Regions from separate parts of the Homo sapiens genome. Here region 1 is linked to region 2. A link is an interaction called in ENCODE POLR2A ChIA-PET data of the cell type or tissue named here. Cell type or tissue: OCI-LY7. All regions are shown on one strand. Links, peaks and the distances in the headings refer to the core of each region. The heading gives the core; the rest is flanking DNA.

Region 1 (8,340 bases), core at 80-8,079, 72 kb after region 2:
GAAAGGTCTTGAAAATGGTATATCAAACAGTCCCATTTCTCCCTCAGTCAGAATTGATAATTTATCAACATTTTATATGTACATTTTTAAAAAAATGAATATTATCTCTTCACCAAGACGTTAGGAAAGTTCTTGCCATTCCTAATGGGTTTAGCCATTATTTTGCCCAAAACACTTAGATGTTATAACTTAAAGACTTTCTTGGAGTCAATTCATTTACTTATTCATGGTTGACTATCTCTGATTTTCTTATATTTTGTAATTTAACTTCTCATTCTTTTAGAAATGAAATGGTAGGGAAAAAGAGGAAAATTAAAAATCTCTCTGCTTTTTATTTTTTGCCAACGTTTAAAATTATTGAATAGAAAAAAAAGTTGAGAATTTTTCATATTTTTTTTCATTGCCACACATGAGCAGATAATTGAGTTATAGAGTCAGCTGAGACCTTAAGCAAAGTCATAGTGCTCCTGTAGCTTCAGCCTGGAATCTCCCTGTAGAGCTGGCCTCAGAATACTTGATGGGGAACCCTTTTCTAGGATGAGTGCTATTTATACCTTTCTGGATCTCTTTTTGAGGGTTTATGATTTGCTCCATAATTGAATTACACTCTGTAGTGCATATTGTCATTTACTTGAACTTTCTAAAACCTTCATTTGAGGTTAATTGTAAACCTGTGTACCTTAGGATATGAAGGAGGGTACAGGTTGTTCTTTGTTTCTACTCCATTGAGGTAAGTTGGAGAATGTTAATATTTAATATGTTAGGACAAAAGATTTTTGTTTCTAGTTTTTGTTATGACATCATATTCTTTCATGATAAACAGCCACTGCCTTTGTCCTGTGAGCCATTACAGAAGGCTGTTGTGTTTTGCCTCAGGTAATAGAGTAGGATAGAAAGTAAAAGTTGGGGTTGAGTAATAGGATGATAATGTGTTTTGTTTTCTTTCTCAGTTTCCTTCTGTACTGAACAGTCATGGGCCATTCACTCTGTCTGGGCTGGATGGACCTTCCACCCCTGGCCCATTTTCCCCAGACCTACAGAAGACATAACCTATGCACTTGTGGAATGAGAGAACCGAGGAACGAAGAAACAGACATTCAACATGATTGCATTTGAAGTGAGCAATTGATAGTTCTACAATGCTGATAATAGACTATTGTGATTTTTGCCATTCCCCATTGAAAACATCTTTTTAGGATTCTCTTTGAATAGGACTCAAGTTGGACTATATGTATAAAAATGCCTTAATTGGAGTCTAAACTCCACCTCCCTCTGTCTTTTCCTTTTCTTTTTCTTTCCTTCCTTCCTTTTCTTTTCTCCTTTAAAAATATTTTGAGCTTTGTGCTGAAGAAGTTTTTGGTGGGCTTTAGTGACTGTGCTTTGCAAAAGCAATTAAGAACAAAGTTACTCCTTCTGGCTATTGGGACCCTTTGGCCAGGAAAAATTATGCTTAGAATCTATTATTTAAAGAAATATTTGTGAAATGAATTGGCATCTTTAGGACTAAGTGTGCTCTGTTGAATGACTTAAAGTGAGCTGTTCCTAAGCAGTGGAAGAAGAAGAATCATTCCTATTCATACAAAGTAAGATTGGAGCAGTCATACTGGGGAGATTGTTTTGTGTGAACTATAACGTGTAAGCAACTCCATGAAAAGGCATCTTGTTTACCTTTATTCAGGGTGGATCTCTTAGCCATATGTATGATCCTGTCTGAACCTGTCAACAGAGCATGGAGCTAGTCTATTTCACTATAGAAAGATTTTTAGACCTGGGGTTTAAGACAGTTTTTGGAACACCTAGTAAGAATATGGGACCTCACATCTAGCACAGAAATGCTCTTTGCCCTCTGGGTGGTATGATTATATGCCCATGGAATACAGCATGGGAAATGATCACTTTTAGGAGGATGAACTTGGATTTTGAATATTTGAAACATCTCTGAGTAAAAGATTCGATCAGATAACTTGAAACAACATGTAGTGGTTTTCTCAATTAGAAGATAACCAAGTGAAGGACCTGTCTTTTTCCTGTTCATTTTACCTCATTTTCTACTATACATTTATCACCTTTCCTTTATGTTTAAGGTTGTTAGAGGTTATGATAGTTTTAAAGATGCAGTTAGGAAGGTAGAATTCAAAGTGAAGCCTCCCCAGTCAGGAGCGAAGATGTGCTTATTTCCTTTTTTTTTTTTTTTTTTTTTTTTTGAGACAGAGTCTTGCTCTATCACCCAGGCTGGAGTGCAGTGGCGCGATCTCAGCTCACTGTAAGCTCCGCCTCCCGGGTTCAAGCAATTCTCCTGCCTCAGCCTCCTGAGTAGCTGGGACTACAGGCATGCGCCACTACGCCTGGCTAATTTTTGTATTTTTAGTAGAGACGGGGTTTCACCATGTTGGCCAGGATGGTCTTGATCTCTTGACCTTGTGATCCGCCCACCTCAGCCTCCCAAAGGCGCAGGCTCAGATGTGCTTATTTCTTTCAACTTTTTTTTTTTAAATGGGGAAGAGCAGAGTTCATTTGGGAATGCTTATACATAGGGATTGGATTGTTCATATTAGTAGTAAAAAATGTAGGCCTTATTCTCTACATTACCAAATTTTTAAAATATTACTATATGGTAATCAATGCCAGGTACAGATTTGTTGGTTCCCCAAACTGAATTGATATCAGTATCACAGTGGAGTCTTTTGAAAATTAAAGTCCAGGATTAAATTATATGTTGTCACCATTCACCACCACTACCACCCTCCCCCACCAATCTCTCCCACCGGTTAAACTCGTCTTCTAATCCTGTAGAATCACATGAACTAAATGAAGAAGTAAGAACTTGAAGGCTCAGACTGACACTGTTACAAACTAGCATCTTCAGATGCATGGTATTTACTTTAAATGTGCTTATATACAGTGTAGAGAAGCTCTTGTATAAGAAGACATCTATGCTAGCTAACTTAGTAGTAGTAGAGGGAACATATTCAGTGAGCTGCCTTTATATCTGTAGTGTCGGAGACTTGTTACTGGTTCATTTGTGGTTATCAGTTGAAGGTTCTGTTCCTGAGATGTGCAATAGTAGTGTTGAAAGGTATTGTTTAATAGTGATGGGGAACAGACATATTGGACTTTTTTTTCCATATTAAATTATTTAGTTTGCATGCCTGTTTGAAATTGGACCTCTCAGCAGCACTTTGAAATAGTTTTAATTAGGTTAACATTTTGTACATTAAATAAGTAGATATAGATGGTTGATTTAACTAGATGTGTTAAATTTTGAAAGCACAAAGGTATTTTATCTTTTTGAATTAAAGGAGAAAAGCCATTGATTTGTTTTCACAGACAGTATTTTTAATAATTAACTGTCTCAGCACAGAGGTACCTTGGAACCAAGGGCACCATTGAAACTCAGTTGAAGCAACTTCCTAGTAAACCATTTTAGTGAGTCCTTTTTGCATAAATCTATAGCCTCTCAGAGGTGTGAGGCTGTCACAGATTGGTGATCTGCTATCTCTTTGAGATCAACTAATTTGGAGAAGTGTGTGTGTGCGTATCCTTTTTTAAGTCAAAGTTTACAACCTTACTGCAGGTGTATGAGGCAGACAGTTCTGTTTATAGACTACCTCCTTCCTGGAAAAGTCTCAGCTTCATATTCTGTTGAATATATGCAGAATTCTTAGTGTGAAAGGTGATGTACCACTTCAGATCAGTTTTCACTGGAGAGACTTGTAATTGGTAGCTGTAGCTCGTATCCATCCCTAGTCACTTTGCCAGGATGAATGCTGTTGGGCAGCAGTAGCCTAAGTTACGGAAGGGGAGCAGATTGAATGGGGTTTTGAGACATCTTCTCTGATACCTTAGCTTTCCTTCTGCTCTGGTCGCTATCCACTCAGTCGTGTGCTAGAAATGTTTAACAACCAGGATCTCTGGGGTGGGGGTGGGGGGGAGCGCTGAATTTGTAGCATTTGCTGCAAATATAAATTATAAATAAAATTCTAATATAAATTAGAATTTTATATCAAATTCTTTGATATAAATTAGTTACTCCTCCTGTGGCTGATTTCAAGCTACCACCTTAGAGTTCAGAAAGGATGTGCACAGTTGGCTCAGAGCCAGTGCTGGCAAACCATTGCATTTACTCCACCCAAGAGTGGATTTTCACATAATTTCTAAAATAATTTTTTCTTATTTATATACTGACTTTTCAAAATACAAAATTAAAATATCATGTCTGACTTCAGTGATCTTTTTCTTTTTCTTTTTTTAGAAATGAGATCTTTCAGTAATCCTTTAATTTAATTTTTTAGAGATGGAGTCTTGGTGTGTTACCCAGGGTGGACTCAAACTCCCGGGCTCAAGTGATCCTCCTGCCTCAGCCTCCTGCATAGCTGGGCTACAGGCATGCACCACCACACCTGGCTTAGTAATCCTTCTTTATTAATGGTTTGTCACAGTACGTTTGTGATGTTATATTGCTCATGGCATACTTTATGTGTTCGAACAAAGGTGGAAATTTCCATTGATTTTTTTTTTTTTAAATGTATGCACAAACAATCTGGATTTTGAGGAGTACGGTCAGGAAAAAAAAAAAAGAATTAGAGGCCCTTGAAAGGTCAACCGTAAGCTTCTTAGAGTTAAAATATGAGTTTAATTTTTTCCCACATTTTGACAGTTGAAATTTTGATAGGGACAGTAAACCTATGAGCCTCTATTAGGCTACTGGATTTTTTTTAACTGGAAAATTCCTTGAAGATTTACATACTATATTACAGATTTTAAAAGTCAAGACTGACTTAAGTAAATCAGAGGTTTGGAATTCTGGAGCTGTAACTCCAGGCTGTTGATAGTATCACTTCAGTTCCATTCACCCCTGCATTGTGTGACGTCCAGTCTGACAACATTGTTTCATCCTGATCTGACTTTCTACTATGATTCTTAAGTTCTTAAAGGTGTCCTTTTATGTTTTTGGTGAATGTAAGCACATTTAGAGCCACTCAGTACCACTTCTCAATACCTCTGAAGCAGTGGTTCAGAAAAGGAGTGTCCAGCCTTTTTGAACACACAAATTGATCAGTAAGAGTTATTGAACATAAAAACTTTCCCTATTAAAAATTCATATGGGTATATGTTAAATTATATACCGCTATACCAAAGTAATATGTGTGTTATAAAAAAATACACAAAAATTGAAGTGAAGGATGGCATAAAAAGTAATTCTTGAGTAGCAGTTATAGTATTTTCTTCCCACACCCCAGTTGGTTGTCTTGTGCACCCTCCAGAAGCACACGCTTTTCCTAAAGACTGCTGACTCAGGATATTCTCATTCTAATCTCCAAACATATATGATGCTCTCTTATGATATATGGAGAAATCCTAGAGATTTGGAGTTTTTCAGGAGAGCTTATTGTCAACTTTTGAAATTTCACATTAATTCTTTTTGATAAATTCCCAAATAATAATCCATTACCACATGTTTTCCACAGCTTTATTCCTATTACTTTCGTCAGCCTGTTGTCTCTTATCTTCATGTTAGGTATGACTCTATTTTTATTTTACTAGTCTGCTCACAGACTTCTTTGGGACTTATGTTATATTTTACCAACAAATTTAGAATTATTTCAAGTTGCTTTATGTTAAAATATATAACAAGTTACATTTTCTTGCTGCATTAATAAGTTTTTGATTTTTAAAATCTGATATTTCAGCAACTAAAGGAATACTTTTCTTTATAGGTCTGTTCTGTTTTTAACCTCATTGACTGTATATGTTTTATTTACCCGTGCCAGGAGTCTAGAATCGTGCTTAGGTGCCATTCTTAGGTATGAAAACAAGTTTGGAGACCAATGCAGGTCTCTGTGCAGAAATCTGGGGCTCTAAATGAATTACCAAACCAATAGGAAAGTTAAAATACTACTCATGATGTAGTGTGTCATCTGAAGCTATGATAGAATATATTATTTCTAAAATAGTATTGAGAAGTTAATTGTTCAGTCCATAGTAGTGTAAGTGAAGTGTGGAGGTCAGCCATAGTTGTCTTTCTTCAGCAGGTACTCTAACCAGAGACTGGGTTCTGTGGAAAATAGAATTATATTCTTGGTTTGGGATCAACAAATGTTTTGTTATTGTTTTAATGTTGCTGGCATTGCCTGAAACAAAGTGCCCTGTTATTCCTCTTATGTCATCAGAACTCTGCTTACTGAAGTTGAAGTTTAATCTTAGGATCTAGAATTCTTGTGGTTGGTCGTGTATTAAGAAAAGAAGGTGGTTTGATTTTATTTCTTGTACTTGGTGGAACCTGTTACTATACAAGTCATGTTTTGACCTGTAAGCCGAGCAAATCTGAAAGGTGAATCGTTAATGGTAGTATAATTGTTTCATTTGAAACTGTCAGTTTCTTCAAGTCACTTCTCTGAAAAAAATTATGATAGATTGATAGCCTGCCAGAAAATAGCAATTTCTAAGGTGCTGCCATCCACACTTACTTATTGTGAAATATGAAAATCCAGAGTGGTTTGTATGAGAGGGGAAATACTGGCTCTAAGCTTTCTACAGAAAACAGGAAATTCATGCTGTTGTTGACATAATTTTAAAGGAAACTTTTAACAAGAAAATTCATGAGGGATACAATCAAACATAGTTAATCTCTTGAGTGCTAATCATTTGAGTATAGTCCACATCAGGAAGTTTTATGAGGTTGAAAACTTTACTTTGAAATATTTAATTGGGAGACTAGACCATTTCTTTTTCCAAGTCATTCTGATTTATTGTCCTAGTAAATGTATGTGTATGCATATATACTGATGTATTGACTGAATGTGTGTGTGTGTGTGTGTGCGCGTGTAAATCTGTTTTCATAGGGAACATACATTGATGGCTCCTAGTCTATTTTATACTAAAACTTAAAAAAATTTGCTGCACTTTGCAGTTGCCACTTTTTAAAAGATTAATGCTTTGCACATTTCAGTAGGCCTTAAAGATGAATTGCTCACCAACATTTTAGAAATACACTGCTTACATGTGACATACTCTAAACAAAGTCATAGTAAACTGTTCTCTTAGGTTCATGTATTATTGAGCAAATAAGGATGTCCTTTCTTAAAATTTCTACATTTATGTTTGCTTTTGTGTAAAATCTTTATTAGTTTGTAAGTTTCTCAAAGAGGAGGTTTATACTGGAAGCAGTATTTCTAAAGTACAGAGATTCGACCATGGATTGAATACAGTAGTGGAGGAATGCTGGTATTGTGGCCTAATTTATCCTTTTAAACTGTATGTCATTAGTATTAGCCAAAACCTCAGAGTGGAGTGTCTTGGGCTGAATGATCTTCTCAACTTTGCCTTGTTTCCCATCTCATAAAGGCTCCTTCTGGTTCTTTTCCCTTCCAAGGATTGTGAGTCATGCTCACATAGGCCTGGGATCTTCTGGATGGGGTCGGGGAGGAGGTGGGGGTTTCCTGTGGCTGGCCCAGAGTTCTAGCCAATGGAATCATTCAAGAATGCCTAAAGTTCAGGGGTGGGAATGCCATATATTGGTGTTAATCACTTGGCACTTTCTTGGGCACCAATATTAGCACTGTTTCATTTTTAATAACTGGAAGCACTTAATGATTATTTTGTTTGTTTAATTTCAACTTAAGGATATTGAGGGTCAGAGAAGTAAGGTTTATTTCTTGTTTATGTTTTCTGGAATTTATAGGGTGTTTGTAGAAGGGATAAATGGGTTACCTAATGAGCCATTCTTCTAGGCTCTGTAAGGTATGCCCTTTTGGCTAGGATATTTTAAAATAATTTGCAAGCTTTTAATATTGTGCTTTGTAGAAATTTACGATTTTTAAAAATAATTTGCAATTGATAGATTACACTTAAATTTATAAAGTATCCAATTTTAAGTTTCTTTTCTGTTTGGTCATTGTTGCTTATTGTCTATTGTGTAGGGGACACAATCCTGACATTTCATTGTTTTGTTACTTGGGGCAGTATTAACCAGTGGCCTTTGTATGTACATTCATTGCTTACATTTATTGTTTAAGTGGTAGAGTAGCATTTTTATGAACTTCCCTGTTCAGTATTAGTGAAATTGACAGATGCGTATATGTAAAGATAGAAAAGAAACGAATACAATTAATTTTTTATTCCTTGAGGCCTATTTATTTGTTTTGGCCCTGGATCTTTTCTAATCACAATTATATTTCTTTATTTTTGCCTTTGAGCAGTTTCATTTATCTTTGTGGGCAGGGAAGATTAAATATGAAATTCAGTCCAGTCATTTTGCTACTGGTTAGCTTTAGTTTGAGGCAAGTAAAAATTTTTGATTAAAATTAGTTTCTTAAAATTATGCCCTTGCTTTACCAAATA
Region 2 (8,340 bases), core at 218-8,217:
GAGGACCCCCATCATCAGAGGCCTGCAATGGGGCTTCCATATGCCATCTCACCCATCTATCATCTTCAGGCTGTATTGCACTGGACTCAGTTGTGGGGACATTTAGGGAGGAGAAGGCAGAGATTTTACACCTTACCTCAGATGCCCTGGGAAGTCCCTCCTCTAGTGTGATTCCCATCTGTCTTGCTGCAGTTCTAGGATTTTTCCTCTTGTTTGGCCCTCCTTGTCACTGGTTGAGTAAATACTGTGAGCGCACTTGATGGTGGGTGTAGCAGACTCCTCCTCCTTTTATTCCTATCTTGAAGTCAGAGAGTCAGCCCTACAGGGGAGAATGGGAATGAGACCTCTCGGCCTCTCCCCTTGCGCCCTCCTGCCCCTTGTTTGACCCTTTTATTTTCCCCACTCTGAAGACTGTGGAGTCACAGCCAGCAACCAAATCCCTTTTGAGCTCCTCAGCCTCCTGATCTGGGCTCTGTCTGAGCCTGCTGCTGCTGCCGTAACACACTGCTGAGGTGCAGAACTAATTTAGTGACAGCGGAGCCCTCTCCTCTGCTGCCTGACAGAGAACTCAGGGCTCTCAGAGCACACCCAGCTGATGCGGCCTCAGGCTCTCATTCTTCAGAGATGCCACCTTAGGCAAGTCACTTGACCTCAGTTTCCCCATCTGTAAAAGGAGGTGGCACCTGCCTACCTTAGAGGTACTTGTGAGAATCAAACCTGACGATGTTTATTAAAGAGCTTAGTAAAGCCCTTAAGTATAGCACAGAAATAAGTAATTATCTTCCACCATCACCAGCCAACTGGCCTCAAAAACTCAGCTCAGAACTTCCCCCACTCCACCCTGCTTCCTTGGATTTATCCCTCTGAACTCGGATCATTTTTGCCCTCTGGAGTTGGTTTGCAGCCTTGAGATTTTTGCATTTGCTGCCATGTTGCTGGGTCACGTTTGTGTACAACTTTCTGTTTTCCAGAGTAGACTGTCATCTCCACAAGGACAGAAACTGTATCTTGTATGATCTTCCCCATTGCCACACAGCATCACATTTAGGATTCTATACAGACAGAAGAATGAGCAAACATTCATTGTGACCAAGCAAGGTGGCTCCCATGCCTGTAATCCCAGCACTTTGGGAAGCTGAAGAGGATCGCTTAAGGTCAGGAGTTCAAGACAGCCTGGGAGACACAGTGAGTCTTTGTCTCCACAAAAAAATTTAAAAAATTAGTCAGGCATAGTGGCACACACTTGTGGTCCCAGCTACTTGGGAGCCTGAGGCAGGAGAATCACTTGAGGTAGAGACTGCAGTGAACTGTGATTGCACCATTGCACTCCAGCCTGGGCAAAAGAGCAAGACCCTTTTTCAAAGAAGAAGAAGAAAAAGCTTTCTGCATTAAAAAAAAAAAAAAAGAGGCTCAGAAGTTAAATGACTTACTCACAGGCATAAGGTTACTAGATCGATCCTAGCACTGAGCCTGACTTGTAACTGTTATTTCCTTAAATGGTCATCGAATGAGAAATGAATGACTGCATGCATGGTAAATGGCATTGGGTCTGTCTGGTTCCAGAGCCCACACTTTCTCCACTGTAGCACACAGCCCCTCAGTGATTTTAGCTGGGGAAAGATCTCCACGGGGGATGTGGAGCTGGCAGAGCTCTGTCGCCTCTGGCTGTCCCTCCCCAGTCTCAAACTCCACCCTGTAGTTAGCACCTCAGGCATCTGAGCTTGGGAGTAGAATCCCCGGTATTCACAGTGACATAATCACCTCCTCGCTCCAGGCTTTTCAGAAGCCAGTCCAGTTACCTTGGTGTCTTTGCTATTTAGAGATTTATTGGGAGGTTGTCTGGTTCTATCCTGAAACCCTCAGGGAGAAGGAGATAGCATTACCTTTTATGCCTCTGCCTCTCAGCCTTGACTGAGCTCCACCAAGCAGCCTAACCCCAATCCCAATCTGTCCTGTAATTTCTGTTTCTAAAATATGAACCATCATGGCATTTTGCTGCTGCCTCTAAAACATGGGAGGCTAAGAGACCCAGCTACTAGGGTCTTTGAGAGGAGATTGTGATGGGTTTCATTGGATTTCAGAACTGAAAAGGACCATTGTGTTCATTCGGCCTCACCTCTTACCTAGTGCCTGAAAGTCTCACAATGTCCCCATCATGCTTAATCTCTGCTTAAAGCCACTTGGGACTTGCCCCTTAGGGAAACTCCCTTAGACCTCTTCTTCCCTAACTTGAGCTCTGATCTGGCTCCCGAACTGTCTCCTCGGATGGAGGTTTGCCCTCCGAAGCCATTTCTTTTCAGCGTGGACTTTGCCTGCAGAAGAGCCAACACATTTCCATGGCAGGAATGGGTTCAGCATTTCACCACCTCTGCTTTCTGCTCAGCTAAATCTTTCTGCTTTGGAGGCACTTCTGGTCTCTTCTCTGACTTCCCGTAGGTCTGGGTGGGGAAGGGGAAGACTCAGGAGGAGGTTCAAATTGGGAGGAAAGATCCCTTTACAGAAGTGTTTCTGATGTTCATTTGTCAGGGGGATATTTCCTGAAGAAAGTGCCCTTGAAGGCCATGTTTGTTGTTTCAAAATCTTCCCTGCAGGGGCAACACTCAAACCTGAGGTCACCAGCTGTGTAGTGAAGGGCTCATTTGTCAGCAACTCCAAGGCTCTGCCATCTTGTGATGACAGTCAAGGTGGGGCATGGGTGACCTCCAGAACTAGAGGTCACAGTCATTCCTAAGCTTGGGATTTGACAGGGAAGAAGCAGCTGTCCAATTCTCCTTTCAGCGGTTTTAATTTCTTCCTCTGGTCAGGCACAGTGGCTCATGCCTGAAATCCCAGCACTTTGAGGGGCAGAGGTGGGAAGATTCCTTGAGTCCAGGAGTTTGAGGCCAGCCTGGGTAACATAGGGAGACCCCATCTCTTTAAAAAGAAAAAAAAAAACAAAGGCCAGGCGCGGTGGTTCACGCCTGTAATCCCAGCACTTTGGGAGGCCGAGGCGGGTGGATCACGAGGTCAGGAGATCAAGACCATCCTGGCTAACACGGTGAAACCCTGTCTCTACTAAAAACACAAAAAAGTAGCCAGGCGTGGTGGCGGGCACCTGTGGTCCCAGCTACTCCGGAGGCTGAGACAGGAGAATGGCGTGAACCCGGGAGGCGGAGCTTGCAGTGAGCCGAGATCGCGCCACTGCACTCCAGCCTGGGCAACAGAGCAAGACTCCGTCTCAAAAATAAAAAAATAAATAAAAAAAAATTTTAAAAGTCCTGTCCTCACAGAGTATCCCAAACTCAGAGAGCTGGGTGCAGGTTCTTTCTTCACCCTTTCCAAACTCTGTTCCATCTTACTTCTTTTCACCAGACCTTCCTAAGCATTTCAGTTAAGGAGGCTCCTGGGGCTGGTTCTCCTGTTCAGGTTCCTGATCTCTCCGTGACTCCAGTCGTTTGGATGGAAGTGGAGTGTTGCAGTCCACACAGGGGAACACCTGCCATGGTGATCTCTCATTCCTCTTTCTTTCTCCTTTCTTCATGTTATTTTATTCCTGCCCTTTAAAAATATTTTTATTGATTCTTTTCTATTTACAAAAGCAATTTTTGATGCAGATAGAAGACTTAAAGACTCAAAAAAGTTCTCTTAGCACCCCCTCAAAATTAAAGTCATTCTTCCACTCATAAAAAGGCAGTATCCGAGCTGGGTGTTGTGGCTCATGCAGATAATCCCAGCACTTTGGGAGGCCAAGGTGGGTGGATCACAAGGTCAGGAGTTCGAGACCAGCCTGACCAACATGGTGAAACCCCATCTCTACTAAAAATACAAAAATTATCCGGGCGGGTGGCGGGCGACTGTAATCCCAGCTACTCAGGAGGCTGAGGCAGGAGAATCACTTGAACCTGGGAGGTGGAGGTTGCATTTAGCTGAGATGGCACCACTGCATTCCAGCCTGGGTGACAGAGTGAGACTCCCTCTCAAAAACAAAACAGTATCCGGCCAGGCGTGGTGGCTCACGCCAGTAATCCCAGCACTTTGGGAGGCCAAGGAGGGTGGATCACCTGAGGTCGGGAGTTCGAGACCAGCCTGACCAACATGGAGAAACCCCGTCTCTACTAAAAATACAAAATTAGCTGAGCATGGTGGCGCATGCGTGTAATCCCAGCTACTAGGGAGACTGAGGCAGGAGAATCGCTTGAATCTGGGAGGTGGAGGTTGCGGTGAGTGGAGATTGCGCCACTACACTCCAGCCTGGGCAACAAGAGCAAAAACTCCATCTCAAAAAACAAACAAACAAAAAAACAGTATCCACATTGTGGTTATGTCTTTCCTTTCTTATAGTTTCCTCTCTTTAGATATATACCTAAACAACTTTTTATCTTGGAATCATTTTAGATTTATGGGAAAACTGCACAGATAATACTAAGTTCCCATATGCCCTTCAACCAGTTTCCCCTAATGTTAACATCTTACAATACCATATTACAATAATCAAAACTGCAAAATTGGCCGGGTGTGGTGGCTCACGCCTGTAATCCCAGCACTTTGGGAGGCCGAGGTGGGTGGATCGCTTGAGGCCAGGAGTTCGAGACCAGCCTGGCCAACATGGCAAAACCATGTCTACTAAAAATACAAAAATTAGCCAGGCATGGTGGTGCATGCCTGTAATCCTACTCGGGAGGCTGAGGCATTAGACTTGCTTGAATCTGGGAGGTGGAGGTTGCAGTGAGCCGAGAATACGCCACTGCACTCCAGCCTAGGTGACGACAGAGTGACACTCTGTCTCAAAAAACAAAAAATAAACAAAAAAACCTGAGAAATTGGCCAGACCTGATGGCTCACATCTGCAATCCTGGCACTTTGGGAGGCCAAGGCAGGAGGATCACTTGAGCCCAGGAGTGTGAAACCAGTCCTGGCAACATAATGAGGCTCTGTCTGTACAAAAAATGCACACCTATAGTCCCAGCTATTCAGGAGACTTGAGGTGGGAGGATCGCTTGGGCGTAGGAGGTCGAGGCTGCAGTGAGCCATGGTTGCGCCACGGCTCCAGCCACTGCACTCCAGCCTGGGCAACAGAGCAAGACCCTGTCTCAAAAACAAAAACAATACTGAGAAATTAGTACTGGCGGCACTATTTATTAAACTACAGACTTTATTCAGACTCCACCAGTTTTTCCACTAATGTCCCTTTTCTGTTCCAAGATCCAATCTTGTTGCCTTAGTATATATACAATTAAAAAAAATGTATATCCCACTGTACACCATTTTGTTGCTGGCTTTTTCCACTTAGTAGTATACCATAAGGCCGGGCATGGTGGCTTATGCCTGTAATCCCAGCACTTTGGGAGGCCGAGGCGGGCAGATCATTTGAGGTCAGGAGTTCGAGACCAGCCTGGCCAACATGGAGGAACTCCATCTCTACTAAAAATACAAAACCTAGCTGGACATACTCACTTGAACCCAGGAGGCAGAGGTTGCTGTGAGCCGAGATCGGCTGCTATTGTGCCAAGAGCGAGACTCTCTCTCAAAAAAAAATAATAAAATATCATAAACATTTCCCCAGGCTGTTAAAATTATTATTATTGGGCCAGGCGCGGTGGCTCACACCTGTAATCCCAGCACTTTGGGAGGCCGAGGCGGTCAGATCACGAGGTCAGGAGATCGAGACCATCCTGGCTAACAGGTGAAACCCCATCTCTACTAAAAATACAAAAAAAAAAAAAAAAAAAAAAGGTTAGCTGGGCGTGGTGGTTGGTGCCTGTAGTCCCAGTTACTCAGGAGGCTGAGGCAGGAGAATGGCGTGAACCCGGGAGGCGGAGCTTGCAGTAAGCCGAGATTGTGCCACTGCATTCCAGCCTGGGAGACAGAGCGAGACTACGTCTCAAAAAATATATATATTATTATTTTTCTTGAGATGGAGTCTCGCTCTCCATCTCAAGAAAAATTGAGTGCAGGCTAGAGTGCAGTGGCACTATCTTTGCTCACTTCAACCTCCGATTCCCAGGTTCAAGCGATTCTCCTGCCTCAGCCTCCCAAGTAGCTAGGATTACAGGCTCCCGCCACCACGTCTGGCTAATTTTTGTATTTTTAGTAGAGGTGGGGTTTCGCCATGTTGATCAGACTGGTCTCAATCTCCTGACCTCAAATGATCCACCCACCTCCGCCTCCCAAAGTGCTGGGATTACAGATGTGAGCCACCATGCCTAGCTTATTAAAATTATTCTATGCCATCATTTTTAATGGCAGTATAGTGTTCTATTGAGTGGATTTGCCATAAGTTGCTTAGCCAATGGCTTATTATTCTACATTTAAATTGTTTCTAATTTTTCACTATTATAAAGAATGATGAAATGAAAAACTCTTACATACTTCTGATATACACATCTCTGATTATTTTGCCACCAGAGAAATTCCAGAAATGGAATTGCTGTGTTCAGGGGGCTCATCCCTCCTTCCAAGTCCACAGCCAGGATTTGGCCTTGCTGCTGGCCCTTATGCCTGAAGAGACTGCTCACCCTCATCCTGAGGCAGACAGCACAGACATCTCAAAGTGGACCACCGGCCCTGGATGATGGAGATGGCAAGAGATGGGAACAGCAAGGGAGCTCCAGGTCCTTCATGACTTCTCAGGCTTCCGTGAGGCCAACCAGATGCAGCTGGGTATCTGGTCTCTGTGGAATGAGAAGGATGCTTGCTCTTAGCCCAAGGACAATGAGGAGGGGCTGTGTGTGGGGGTGGGGCAGAGACTGCTAATGCATTTTGCCAGCATCTTTGGTTTCTCCAATATCCAGCTAGACTATTAGCAGTTCCCCAAGGATGGCCTTGCTCCTCACATCATCCCCCATTTCCTATAAATGGGAAGTGGCTGGGGAGTAATGTGTGTGTGTGTGTGTGTGTGTGTGTGTGTGTGTGTGTGTGTGTGTGTGGTGGGGGAGGGAAGAGAGAGGAAGGGAAAGGGCAATGGTGGTTTTCCTACAGCGGACCTCATGGACAAGTGAGGCCCAGAGAAGTTGTTATTTGCCCAGAATGCCACAGCATCCTAGAGGGTAGTACGGGTTTTCTCTGAGGCTCTGAAGTCACTGGCCAGGCTTGCTGAGGGATTGCTGCCTCTGCCTTGTTTCTGGGGCCCAGAGACTGTTTTTTTCTGTGTAATCAGGGGCTGTGGGTGAAGTAACTGCCCTGAGGAATTGCCTCCGTTATGTTTTTTTTTGTTTTTTGTTTTGTTTTGTTTTGTTTTGATGGTGTCTTGCTCTGTCACCCAGGCTGGAGTGCAGTGGCATGATCTCAGCTCACTGCAACCTCCGCCTCCTAGGTTCAAGCCATTCTCCTGCCTCAGCCTCCCTGGTAGCTGGGATTACAGGTGCGCACCACCATAACCAGCTAATTTTTGTATTTTTAGTAGAGACAGAGTTTCACCATGTTGGCCAGGCTGGTCTCAAACTCCTGACCTCGTGATCTGCCCACCTTGGCCTCCCAAAGTGCTGGGATTACAGGCGTGAGCCACTGCACCTGGCCAATTGCCTCTGTTTTGTCTGAAAATGGTACCAGTCTCTTGGGTTGTGCTAAGGATTCAATGAGTTAATACACACAAAGTATTTAGAAACAGTGCCTGGCACAATTAGTAATGGTTAACTATTATTATTATTATTATTATTATTTTGAGACGGAGTCTCGTTCTGTCGCCCAGGCTGGAGTGCAGTGGCACCATCTCGGCTCACTGCAAGCTCCGCCTCCCGGGTTCGCGCCATTCTCCTGTCTCAGCCTCCGGAGTAGCTGGGACCACAGGTGCCTGCCACCACGCCTGGCTACTTTTTTGTGTTTTTAGTAGAGGCAGGGGTTCATCGTGTTAGCCAGGATGGTCTTGATCTCCTGACCTCGTGATCCGCCCGCCTCGGCCTCCCAAAGTGCTGGGATTACAGGCGTGAGCCACTGCGCCTGGCCAACTATTATTATTATAACATGAGGCTACATCAGCAGAAAGAGGGGGATTTTCAGAGCAGAGAGCCCTACTGTACCCTGTATTGGGTGGGGCCTGGCCAGTGCATCCACCTGGTTTAGTTGGGAAGGGGTGATTGGGTAGGGCCCAGGATCACCATGGGATCCAGGCTGTGTGCTCACTCCCCTGAGCTCTCCTTCCTCATCCCCCTGTCATAAGGCATAAAGCACAAGGGCCCCTGGAAAGAAGTGGTGGGAGGCAGGAGGAAGAGGGGGGCTCTTACTTGTCTGTGGTGCGACAACTCTCTCATGTTCCCAGTGTTCTTTCCCAAGCCTGCAAAATACCACCGTCCACTCTCTCCTGGCTCTGTAATTTTCCAGCTGACCTGAAATTTCCCCTGACTCCTGACCTCTTTCCTGGAGGAG

What was found. ChIA-PET counts read pairs that join two places held together with the same protein. Peaks named below come from ENCODE experiments on the same cell type or tissue, not always from the same donor. Only the 100,000 strongest peaks of a DNase experiment are listed, where the experiment ranks them.
Region 1: POLR2A ChIA-PET joins it to region 2 with 18 read pairs; 5 of 35 experiments call an interaction of 5 or more read pairs at or near these places.

The regions. Positions count from the first base shown.
Region 1 is chr1:205,609,255-205,617,594 of GRCh38, reverse strand. ELK4 (ETS transcription factor ELK4) reads left to right here. Exons shown (of 5, transcript NM_001973.4): 5 at 951-8,340. The coding sequence ends at 1,049. Among named protein-coding and RNA genes, the nearest start is that of ELK4, 19 kb to the left of the region's middle. In OCI-LY7, for the core only: no CTCF peak of the experiment used is centred there; no DNase peak of the experiment used is centred there; H3K27ac peaks cover 1,247 bases.
Region 2 is chr1:205,681,730-205,690,069 of GRCh38, reverse strand. LOC105371701 (a long non-coding RNA gene) reads right to left here. Exons shown (of 4, transcript XR_007066825.1): 2 at 6,495-6,650; 3 at 137-319. Among named protein-coding and RNA genes, the nearest start is that of SLC45A3, 5.4 kb to the right of the region's middle. RefSeq lists an enhancer at 767-1,723. In OCI-LY7, for the core only: no CTCF peak of the experiment used is centred there; no DNase peak of the experiment used is centred there.